Regions from separate parts of the Homo sapiens genome. Here region 1 is linked to region 2. A link is an interaction called in ENCODE POLR2A ChIA-PET data of the cell type or tissue named here. Cell type or tissue: PC-3. All regions are shown on one strand. Region 1 overlaps FBXL2 (F-box and leucine rich repeat protein 2). Region 2 overlaps FBXL2 (F-box and leucine rich repeat protein 2).

Region 1 (5,000 bases), 61 kb after region 2:
TGCTTTTCACTAGAAAATGATTGTAGCCTATATTGTAGGATGGCATCTATGCAGTCAGTATCCCATGGTACTGCATGTGGGTGCATTATTGTAGGGTACAACACTTTCATGTTTTATGATTCTACTCTTCTTCCCTGAGTCCGTGGATTTTTATCTCACCACCGATTGTTGCCTTTGAAGAATTTTGAGGAACATTATAGGTGGCTGTTCGCCATCTTAACCACTCTCCCCCTTCCACACTCAGAGGCACAGACTCTCATATTTACTTTCCAGGACTCTGAAAACTGAGGCACTACTCTTGTTCCTGACTTCAACCCTGTCCACCCTTCTTCTCACAGAAAAGCTGCCCTTTGTTTTTAGCTGTCACTCTGCAGTGCTGAGGCGCACACGGCTGTTTGCTCACATACTATGAGCAGCAGCTCCTCTCCTTGACTGCCAGAATGTCGAGGCTTCACTCAGTCCCCTGCCATGCTGGCAGCTACTGCTTCCTCTAAGGCATTACTGATGCCAACCAAGATTTTGTTTGCTTCTGTCTGCTTTTCTTCCCCCCACCTCTTCCCGCCCCATCTTTCCTATGTTCTCTGGCTCCTTGGCTTTTGCTTAGGAAAAACTGATCACTTATAGACTTTGCCAACTAATGAGCTCCATCTTTCTGCCAGGCAAACAAATACTTCAAACCAAATGGGCTTTGTCATCAAGCTTTTTTTGACAGTGTTATTTGAGGCTCAGGCATCTGAGCCTGTTCAGTGCATCTACCACCAAAAGAGGGCTTATGCTAGAGAGTTGGTCTTCAAATAGAACCAGTTATGGTCTTTCCTGTGTCCATTACTTAGAACAAGGGAAATATAAGCTTAATGAGTTCTAAGGTAATTTGTATTGTGTGTCCAAAATAGCTTCTGAACATGCAAACACTTAATATTTCACTGTAGTGATGTAAAGTTATAGTGCACTTGTATATTTCAGATTGAGGAATCTTGAAAAAACTTATGTATCCAGGTGGCGGATTAGAGTTTATCTTTCAAGTTATAATTATCCTGAAATGTTAACACCATCTCGTTTTTGTGTTTTTTTCCTCTCTCTGTAGAATATTTTCCTTCTTGGATATAGTAACTTTGTGCCGATGTGCACAGATTTCCAAGGTAGAGTATTCACCAGATTTTTTAATCAATAAATATCAAGTTTTATTAGAATGAGTTTTAGTTCAAATTACTGAAAATTAAAATTTTATTATCTTTTATACTTAATATAACATAATGGTATAATTTTGCATTTGATGATTAACTTAATATACATCAAAAATAGGAGTTTGGAAATAAAGGTTAATCAAGACTTTCTTTAATAGTCTCAATAAATGTGTTTCTTTCATCCCAATCCCTCTTCCTTTACCTCCCACCTTCCAGGCTTGGAACATCTTAGCCCTGGATGGAAGCAACTGGCAAAGAATAGATCTTTTTAACTTTCAAACAGATGTAGAGGTAAGTTAGCTTTGGTTTAGACAAAAAACTTTTTAAAAATATGAGTAGCTGTTCCCCCTTTCCTGACTTTTTATTTTACTGCATTTAGATCTAATATTAAAGTGCTGAGGTAGAACAGAAAGAAGAAAAACTGGAAGGGATTTGCATACATCAAAACAAAACCCTGCTTGCATTTTAAATTGTATCAGTAACAGATTTTTTTCCCTTGTTTATGTTTATAGTCTGAATTTTACTACTCAGCTTTTTAAAGCCACACACCTGCATCATTATCACCTGGTTCAGTGCTTTAACCTTAGGAGACTTGACAAATACTTATTGATCTAGAAAATCCACCGAGAATTCTAATTCAGCATCAAAAGTGGAGAAATGGCAGAAGCAGAAGCCCAAGAGTGAGGCTGGAGATCTAAAGTGTCACCCTAGCTTGGCCACTTAAGTCATATAATCTCTCAGTATTCTGTTTTATTATCTATAAAATAAAGTAATAATTAAGTCTTATACAATTATTATATACAGAATATATAAGATTCTGATATATTTATCTGTAAATATGTAAATATCTCCATTTAAGTGTGGTAAACCTGATGAAATGAGGAAAGTTTATGTTAAAACAACTTTGATATTCAATACTAAATTTCTAACCAAAAAGAAAGTTTAGGCAGGGAATAAAAAAAGAGCATTGTACTTAGGAATTGTCTGAAGTGCTGGTTTGAGGGTCTTGAGATTCTGAAGTTTATTTTCTACCTAATATAAAACCTAATTGATTTCCAGTTTAGCAAACTTACAGTAGTGGAAATGCATTTTAATTTAGTTACTCACATAGTATGTTTGCTATGTGTTTTTACCAAGATGTATATATTGGTTTTTTTTTGTTTGTTTTGGATAAGGAAATGAATGTGTTTAACAGTAGGATTGAGCTAAGCAATTTCCTGCTAGCTACTTAACCTGGCTTGACCTAGACAAACTAATGATCTAGGTCAGTTGTGGAGACTCTTCACCTCCTTCTCTAGGTTACTTACTGCCTGAGAGTCTCTGGTTCTCATCTTAAACCAGTGGAGCACAATACTTACAGTAAGTGGGGCAGAGCAGAAGATTTCCCTTTATTAAATAAAGGGGGAAACCCCTTATTTCTGTCATATTGTGGTGCTCTGCTCTTGGAAGGGGGCAGGGACCTCAAGGATTCACGCCCATCCTGGAAAGATAAGCTCTAGTTCCTGGCTTAACACTGTAGTTTCTGAATTAGGTGTTCTTTAGTGCTCTTTTGAGACTTAACAGCAGTGATTACAATAGTACTCCACCTAAACATGCCAGCATTCCATGCCAGTGAATATAATTGCCCTTCAAACTGATCATACCTAACTCTTTGTTCACTATGTTTACTTAGTGATGATGTGGAGGACATTTAATTTCTAAAAATTGTAGTCATTTCTACTGACCACAAAGTAGAGTTATTGTTTTGAAAAAATTGAGCAAAATACTTACTCTTTTTCTGTGGTTCTTCATGTCTCCTCAATTTTGATGACTTTTCCAACCATACAACTTTTTTGGAAAGCACATGAAGAACTTTTTTTTTTTTTTTTTTTTTTTTTTTTTTTGAGACAGAGTCTCGCTCTGTCACCCAGGCTGGAGTGCAGTGGCGTGGTCTCGGCTCACTGCAAACTCCACCTCCTGGGTTCATGCGATTCTCCTGCCTCAGCCTCCCATGTAGCTGGGACTACAGGCGCCTGCCACCACGCCCGGCTAATTTTTTTTTTTTTTTTTTTTGTATTTTTAGTAGAGACGGGGTTTCACCATGTTAGTCAGGATGGTCTCGATCTCCTGACATCGTGATCCGCCCGCCTCGGCCTCCCATGAACTTTTAAAGTCAGGCTGGGTGCAGTGGCCCACACCTGAAATCCCAACACTGTGGGAGGCCATGGCGGGCAGATCACTGGAGCCCAGGAGTTCAAGACCAGCTTGGGCAACATAGCAAAACTGCGTCTCTACAAAAAAATGAAAAAACAAAAGTTAGCCAGGCACAATGGCACATGCCTGTAGTCCTGGCTACTCAGGAGGCTGAGGTGGGAGGATCACCTGAGCCCAGGGGGCAGAGGTTGCAATGAGCTCTGATTGTGCCATTGCACTCTAGCCTGGGTGACAGAGTGGGGCCCTGTCTCAAAAAAAAAATTATTTTGATATTAAAAAGTACTACTATTTCAAGTAAATATCACTACCTTGTGCATTATTTGATTACAAGATTTTAGCTGACTGCTGACTTTCAGCTAACTGCCATATAAACACATCCCAGAAATACTTAAAAGTATATCCACCAAAGGGGAAGCCAGTTTATGGTTTACCAGTTATATAAAGAATTGTATGTGAAAACCTAAAATAGCTGGCACCAGAGTTTCAATCTAGTCATAACACTTAGCTTCCCTTTTGGGCTAGCCCCCTTGGTCCACCCTAGATTATGAACCAGTCTTGGGGTCTGCCATAGTCCTTAAACAAGACCCTTTGGAGGATGCTTGCCCTAGGAAGCATTTTATGGATAGTCTTAAAAATATGCACTTTGGGAAGGAAATGGTAACTTTTGGATATGGTTGAGAGAAAAGAGAAGTTGCCAAGGATCAGGATCAACACACTAATAATATTTGTTGTGTGCCTGACACTGTTGTAAGTACCATATTAAAGAAACTGAGGCAAAGAAAAGGTTGAGTAACTTACCCAAGGTCACTCACCTACTAAGAGGAGACTGTAGGTATCTTGAACGGTGGGTTGCATGACTGGCACATGAAGAAAAGGCAGAGTAAAGCATCTAGGTGACAAGTGCACACGGTACCTTCCTTCCTCATCACTCTTTCCTGAATACGTGTAGTTTACCTGAAGTTTGGGTTGGCATTTTCTGTGCCTTTAAAACTTGGACATTTTGTTGTCAGTGTCTTCATGGTTATTGAAGATTGTGCTAGGCCAAAAATGAGAAATAACTAAGTAGTGTGTGAATCTAAAAGTGATAACTCCAGGGGTCTTTAGCCCATTTTAGGGCTTATTTTTCTCTAAAGCCCTTCATTCTAAAAGCATGCCTATAACATATTGTCTAGTAGATAAGACACAGAGTCACTGGCTTGAATATTGCACTGAAATGGATTTGCATTTTCCCCCTCTTAGTTGGAAACAGTGGAACAGAAAATTGTGTATGTAGTTTTGTATTCCAGTACAAGAACTTTGCCCCAAAAGGGGAGGACTAGAAAGTTTATATAAATGTTACTAACTTGATATTCCCCATCCTGTGTCCATGTGTTCTCATTGTTCAATTCCCTGTATACATATGTAACAAACCTGCACATTGTGCACATGTACCCTAAAACTTAAAGTATAATAATAATAAAATTTAAAAAAATGTTACTAACTTGAAATGGAGAAGAGTATATTAGGTGCTCTATTTGTAGACATTGGTGTAGAGCTGCTTTTTTTTTTCCTGTTTATTAGGTACTTAAATATATATCTTTGATTTCTAAGTCATAATCTTTTTCCCCCTGGTGACAAAGATTT
Region 2 (5,000 bases):
ATGGATGTCTTTTGATTTATTTAAGCCTTCTTTAATTTTTCTCAACAATGTATTGTATAAGTTTTCAATATGGAAGTCTTATTCTTCCTTTGTTAAGTTTATCTCAGAGTATTTTGTTCATTTTGATGCTGTTGTAAATGGGATTGTTTTCTGAAGTTTATTTTCAGGATGTTCATTGCTACTATGTGGAAATACAGTTTATTTTTATATAACTATATTGTATATTTATGTGTTGTATCCTGCAGCCTTGCCGAACTCCTTGATTAGTTCTAATTGATTTTTGTGCATTTTTAGAATTTTCTATATGCAAGATCATGTCATCTGCAAATAGAGGTTGTTTTACTTCTTCCTTTCCAATCTGGATGTCTTTTTTATCTTTTGTCTAATTGCTTTGGCTAGAACCTCTAGTACAATGTAGTATCAAATGGCCATGTATTGCCATTTTTATGAAACAGTGATAGGACATAAAATATTTTATATTACTCAATATTAGAATATGGTGGCTGCATGAAATTAGTCACACCCTATTTGTAGGACAATAATTGGGGCCGTTCTGATCTAGTAGTATAAAAACAATTAATTTTTTCCACATTGATTAAAGAACATTTTCACAATTTCCTTTTTTTTTTTCTTTCCAGGTTTTCTCAAACAATGATGAAGGCCTTATTAACAAAAAGTTACCCAAAGAACTTCTGTTAAGGTAAATGTAGATAAATTCTGGATGAAGAGTTTAGATCTGATTTAGTCATCAAGTTCCAAGACTATCTTCTTTCTCACTGTGAGTCCATAGCATAGAAAAACAGACAGAATTAGCCTAACTGACTTTTTGTTTTTGTTTTATAGAATGCTGTTCAGCTTGTTGTTAAATTTTACTTGGTCTAATCCAGAATGTACTAAGTATGTACATAGCATTGGTCTGGATTCTTTTTGTAATGTGGTAAGTATTGTAATAATCTTCAGTAGGTGCCATTGTTTTGTTTTCAGTAGATAATCGTGATGAAGTCAGTAATATGAGGAGACATTATTGCAAGGTTGTGAGCTCCTGAAGTCATAAAGTTTTTGATGTTTTCAGACAAATGAGTTTTAAAATAAATGCAAAAAATAAGCACAGTTATGATATGTTCTTAGCACTTAAAATGCTGTCAACCCCAAGTATTGGTATGTTTTTATTCATATGAGAAGTATAAGTGACAGTAGTATAAAATAGGCTTTTTGTCTTTTGTTTCTGGCATCACTGAATATACAGTAAATGTTATTTTGGTTGTTGTTTTTACTAAGTAAAGCTATCAGCAAACATTTGTTGGCCTGGAGGCACTTCAGTTTTCTTTAGTATTATGCAATCATCAAAAGAAATCTTATTTTAAGGCCAGGAGTGGTAGCTCATGTCTGTAATCCCAGCACTTTGGGAGGCTGAGGTGGGTAGATCACTTGAGGCCGGGAATTTGAGACCAGCCTGGCCAATGTGGTGAAACCCTGTCTCTACTAAAAATACGAAACAATTAGCCAGGCGTGGTGGTGCACGCCTGTAATCCCAGCTACTGGGGAGGCTGAGGCATAAGAATTGGGAGGCTGAGGCAGGAGAATCATTTGAAGCTAGGAGGCAGAGGTTGCAGTGAGCCTAGCCTGTGCTAACTGCACTCTAGCCTGGGTGACAGAGTGAAACTCTGTCTCAAAAAAAAAAAAAAAAAAAAAAGCTTATTTTTGTTTTAGATGTTGTTATATTTTAATTCTTTATGAGGAATTAATAGGTGTACACATGGTAATCCTTGATAGTCATTCCCCTAACTGTTTCTCTTATCACTGATACTCCACAAAACAACAGCAACAGAAACCAGATTTTGTGATCAAATAACTATAGGAAACAAACTGTAGTCCTATAGGGTTAACAAAACCTATAGGACTTCACAGGGCCTTAATAGGCTAATGTGCATGGCGATGATACAAGTTGGGTAATTGTGCCATTTCAAACTTACTGACAATGGAATCCTTTTATTTTTTTAATTTTATTTATTTATTTATTTATTTATTTTGGTGAGATGGAGATTTACTCTTGTTGCCCAGGCTGGAGTGCAATGGCATGATCTCGGCTCACCGCATCTTCCGCCTCCCAGGTTCAAGCGATTCTCCTGCCTCAGCCTCCTGAGTAGCTGGGATTACAGGCATGTGTCACCACGCCCAGCTGATTTTTGTATTTTTAGTAGAGACGGGGTTTCACTGTGTTGCCCAGGCTGATCTCGAACTCCTGATCTCAGGTAATCCGCCCGCCTCGGCCTCCCAAAGTGTTGGGATTACAGGCGTGAGCCACTGCGCCCGGCCGGAATCCTTTTAATATTCCACAGAAAATTTGGGGGAAATGCTGACATACAATAAGAGATTGACCAGATGACTCCATTCCCTGGCTGTACTAAATCTCACTTTAACATTTGGGGAATGACTATGAGTTTTGTTTAAATATTGGGAATAATTATTTTCATCTCTTCCCAAGTTCACCACAGAACCACTTTGTAGATGCCACAGATTACTCACATTTGCTGTCATCAGGTTATTAAGACATTTTTCCTTCAGTTAGAAATGGGGTAAGGACTTAGCTTCTTTGTGGTAGTGATCACATTTCAGGGACTTCAGAGGGTGTTTCATTAGTCATCAGGTGTTGTTTGACACTGTTGTCATGAGCTCCTTCTCAGTTGATTAAAAAAACTGAGACAGGATTGTATGAAAAATATCAATTATATTTTCCAATAAGACAAATATTTGGATAAGAGAGAATGTTCTTTGGCATTTTTGACAAGTTTAAGGTAAGAAAGTGGTGACAAGAAAGAAATGTATGTTTGCCATATAAACCCAAAAGGCTTTGCTCAAGCACAGTAAGTTGTTAGAAGCAATACCGCTGTGTCCCGGTGGGCAGATTGTCACTATACAACTGCACGGATGCCATCCACATTGACTACAGTGTAGATGGTGCCCCCTAGGATTATGCAGTGCTTGCAGTCTGGGTCTGAACATTTCTCTAGAGTGGGCATCAAGCTGTAATCTAAATATGGTATTCTTACCCTGGGGAATCATAAGCAGCTTCAGGCAGGCCCATGTTGGTCACTAAACATTAGGGTGTGATTAAACTCCACCCTTCTCATGCATACTTCTGCTGTGACTCAAGGCTACTAACTGAATGGTTTTTTCCTTCTGGTGGGGTTTGCTTTTGTACTCCACTGAGCCATAGAACAGTTTCTGTCTGTTGATACCAAAAAAATAAAAAGGAATTATATCACTTTCTATGGTAGTGTGATTTCTAAACTGCAGTCTTGGAAACTTCAGTTCTTTTAAAGATCCATGATGGACTCAGCTGTTAGGAATTCTGGAGGTTGTCATCACTACTTATAGCTTTTGAATCATGCCATAAAGCTCATACATAGATCACTTTTCAGAAAGAATTGCCATTTGTGAGCAAATGTTAATGTCTCTTCATAGACTTATGTTCCCACTTGTATTCTTATTTCAGAGTCTGTAAGGGGAATTTAAAATATTGCCACTACAGATCTTCTCCAACTTGTGAGTCTCAAAATTAACTCTAGCCAACCATGTATTTTAATTTAAGAATTTTTTGCTGGCCTTTAAATCATTTCTGTCATTTTACTTTCAGACTTTCCATTCTCTGTGTAGCTTTCCCCCTTTTCCTAGCTATGCTTTCTTTTTTTTTTTTTTTTGAGACGGAGTCTCGCTCTGTTGCCCAGGCTGGAGTGCAATGGCGCAATCTTGGCTCACTGCAAGCTCCACCTCCCGGGTTCACGCCATTCTCCTGCCTCAGCCTCCTGTGTAGCTGGGACTACAGGTGCCCGCCACAACGCCCAGCTAATTTTTTTTTTTTTGTATTTTTAGTAGAGACAGGGTTTCACCGTGGTCTCGATCTCCTGACCTTGTGATCCGCCCGCCTTGGCCTCCCAAAGTGCTGGGATTACAGGTGTAAGCCACTGCGCCCGGCCTTTCCTAGCTACCCTTTCTAAGAAAAATGTTGAAGAAGGGTTTGAACCAGATTTCCTAAGCATCCATCTTCATCATTAGTTAATTCCACAACATTGGGTGTAACAAAGCCCCCACCTCATGAAGCTTAAATCTTTATTATTTTCTGCTCAGTTAAATTATGTCTTCATTGTCTACCCTTGGCTTATATTTTTATTTCATATTGTAGACTTCTTTGGGACAGTGTAGTCTGTTGTTCCTAATCTTGTTGAATTCCTATTCACCTTCAGTCTTACTTCCTCAATACATGTGAATTCTTTGACTTTGAGACAGACCTATTTGCTTTCAGTCCAGATCATTTTCTCTTCTGCCACTTTTGACTGCTTCTGTTACTGCCATCTTTAATTCTCAACTAGCTTCCAATACTGATCACATCAACCGAAGCTTCAGCTTCCCCTTTGGAACCATTAACAAGCATAATCTGGAATAATATGCTGCTTTTCATCTCTCTGTTATCACTTTGAATCCACTCAGAAAAATCTATGTTTTCTTTTCATCTGATTTTATTGATAGTTTTACGAATATATATTATTTACAGATTCCTTCTCTACTACCCATTTTTAGTTTGTTACTGAACAAGTTTTTACAGTTTTGCTTTTTAAAATCCAGCTCTTGCTCATAAATTAAGGCTACTGAAGTTTTTTCCCTACCCTTTGCTCTCACATAGCCCAACAAACAGCTTTTAGTATTATTCTTCCTGGGGAGTCAGTCACATAATTTTTATAACAGTGGAAGTACTTAATTTGTTGCAACCATTATCTATTAGTGAGTTGGAGTATCCTTGCATATATTTTTTCACATTGTTATTGTCCATATTACTGTTGGAATCAGACTTTCTGGGTTCAGATTTCAACTCTTCTTATTTATTAGTTGTGTGACCTTAGTTACTTAACTCTCTGGGCCTTAATTTGCCCATCTATAAAATGGGAATAGTAATAGTTCTTACCTTATGGGGTTGTTGTTCTTAGAGTACCTGGCATGTAAGT

Evidence for each region. ChIA-PET counts read pairs that join two places held together with the same protein. Peaks named below come from ENCODE experiments on the same cell type or tissue, not always from the same donor. Only the 100,000 strongest peaks of a DNase experiment are listed, where the experiment ranks them.
Region 1: POLR2A ChIA-PET joins it to region 2 with 10 read pairs; 4 of 35 experiments call an interaction of 5 or more read pairs at or near these places.

What each region holds. Positions count from the first base shown.
Region 1 is chr3:33,357,883-33,362,882 of GRCh38, forward strand. FBXL2 (F-box and leucine rich repeat protein 2) reads left to right here. Exons shown (of 15, transcript NM_012157.5): 3 at 1,085-1,139; 4 at 1,401-1,475. Among named protein-coding and RNA genes, the nearest start is that of UBP1, 80 kb to the right of the region's middle. In PC-3, no CTCF peak of the experiment used is centred here; DNase peaks (open chromatin) are centred at 2,459 and 2,799; H3K4me3 peaks cover 1,305 bases; H3K27ac peaks cover 2,813 bases.
Region 2 is chr3:33,297,026-33,302,025 of GRCh38, forward strand. It overlaps FBXL2 (F-box and leucine rich repeat protein 2), which reads left to right. Exons shown (of 15, transcript NM_012157.5): 2 at 639-700. Among named protein-coding and RNA genes, the nearest start is that of FBXL2, 22 kb to the left of the region's middle. In PC-3, no CTCF peak of the experiment used is centred here; DNase peaks (open chromatin) are centred at 2,566 and 3,126; H3K27ac peaks cover 1,667 bases.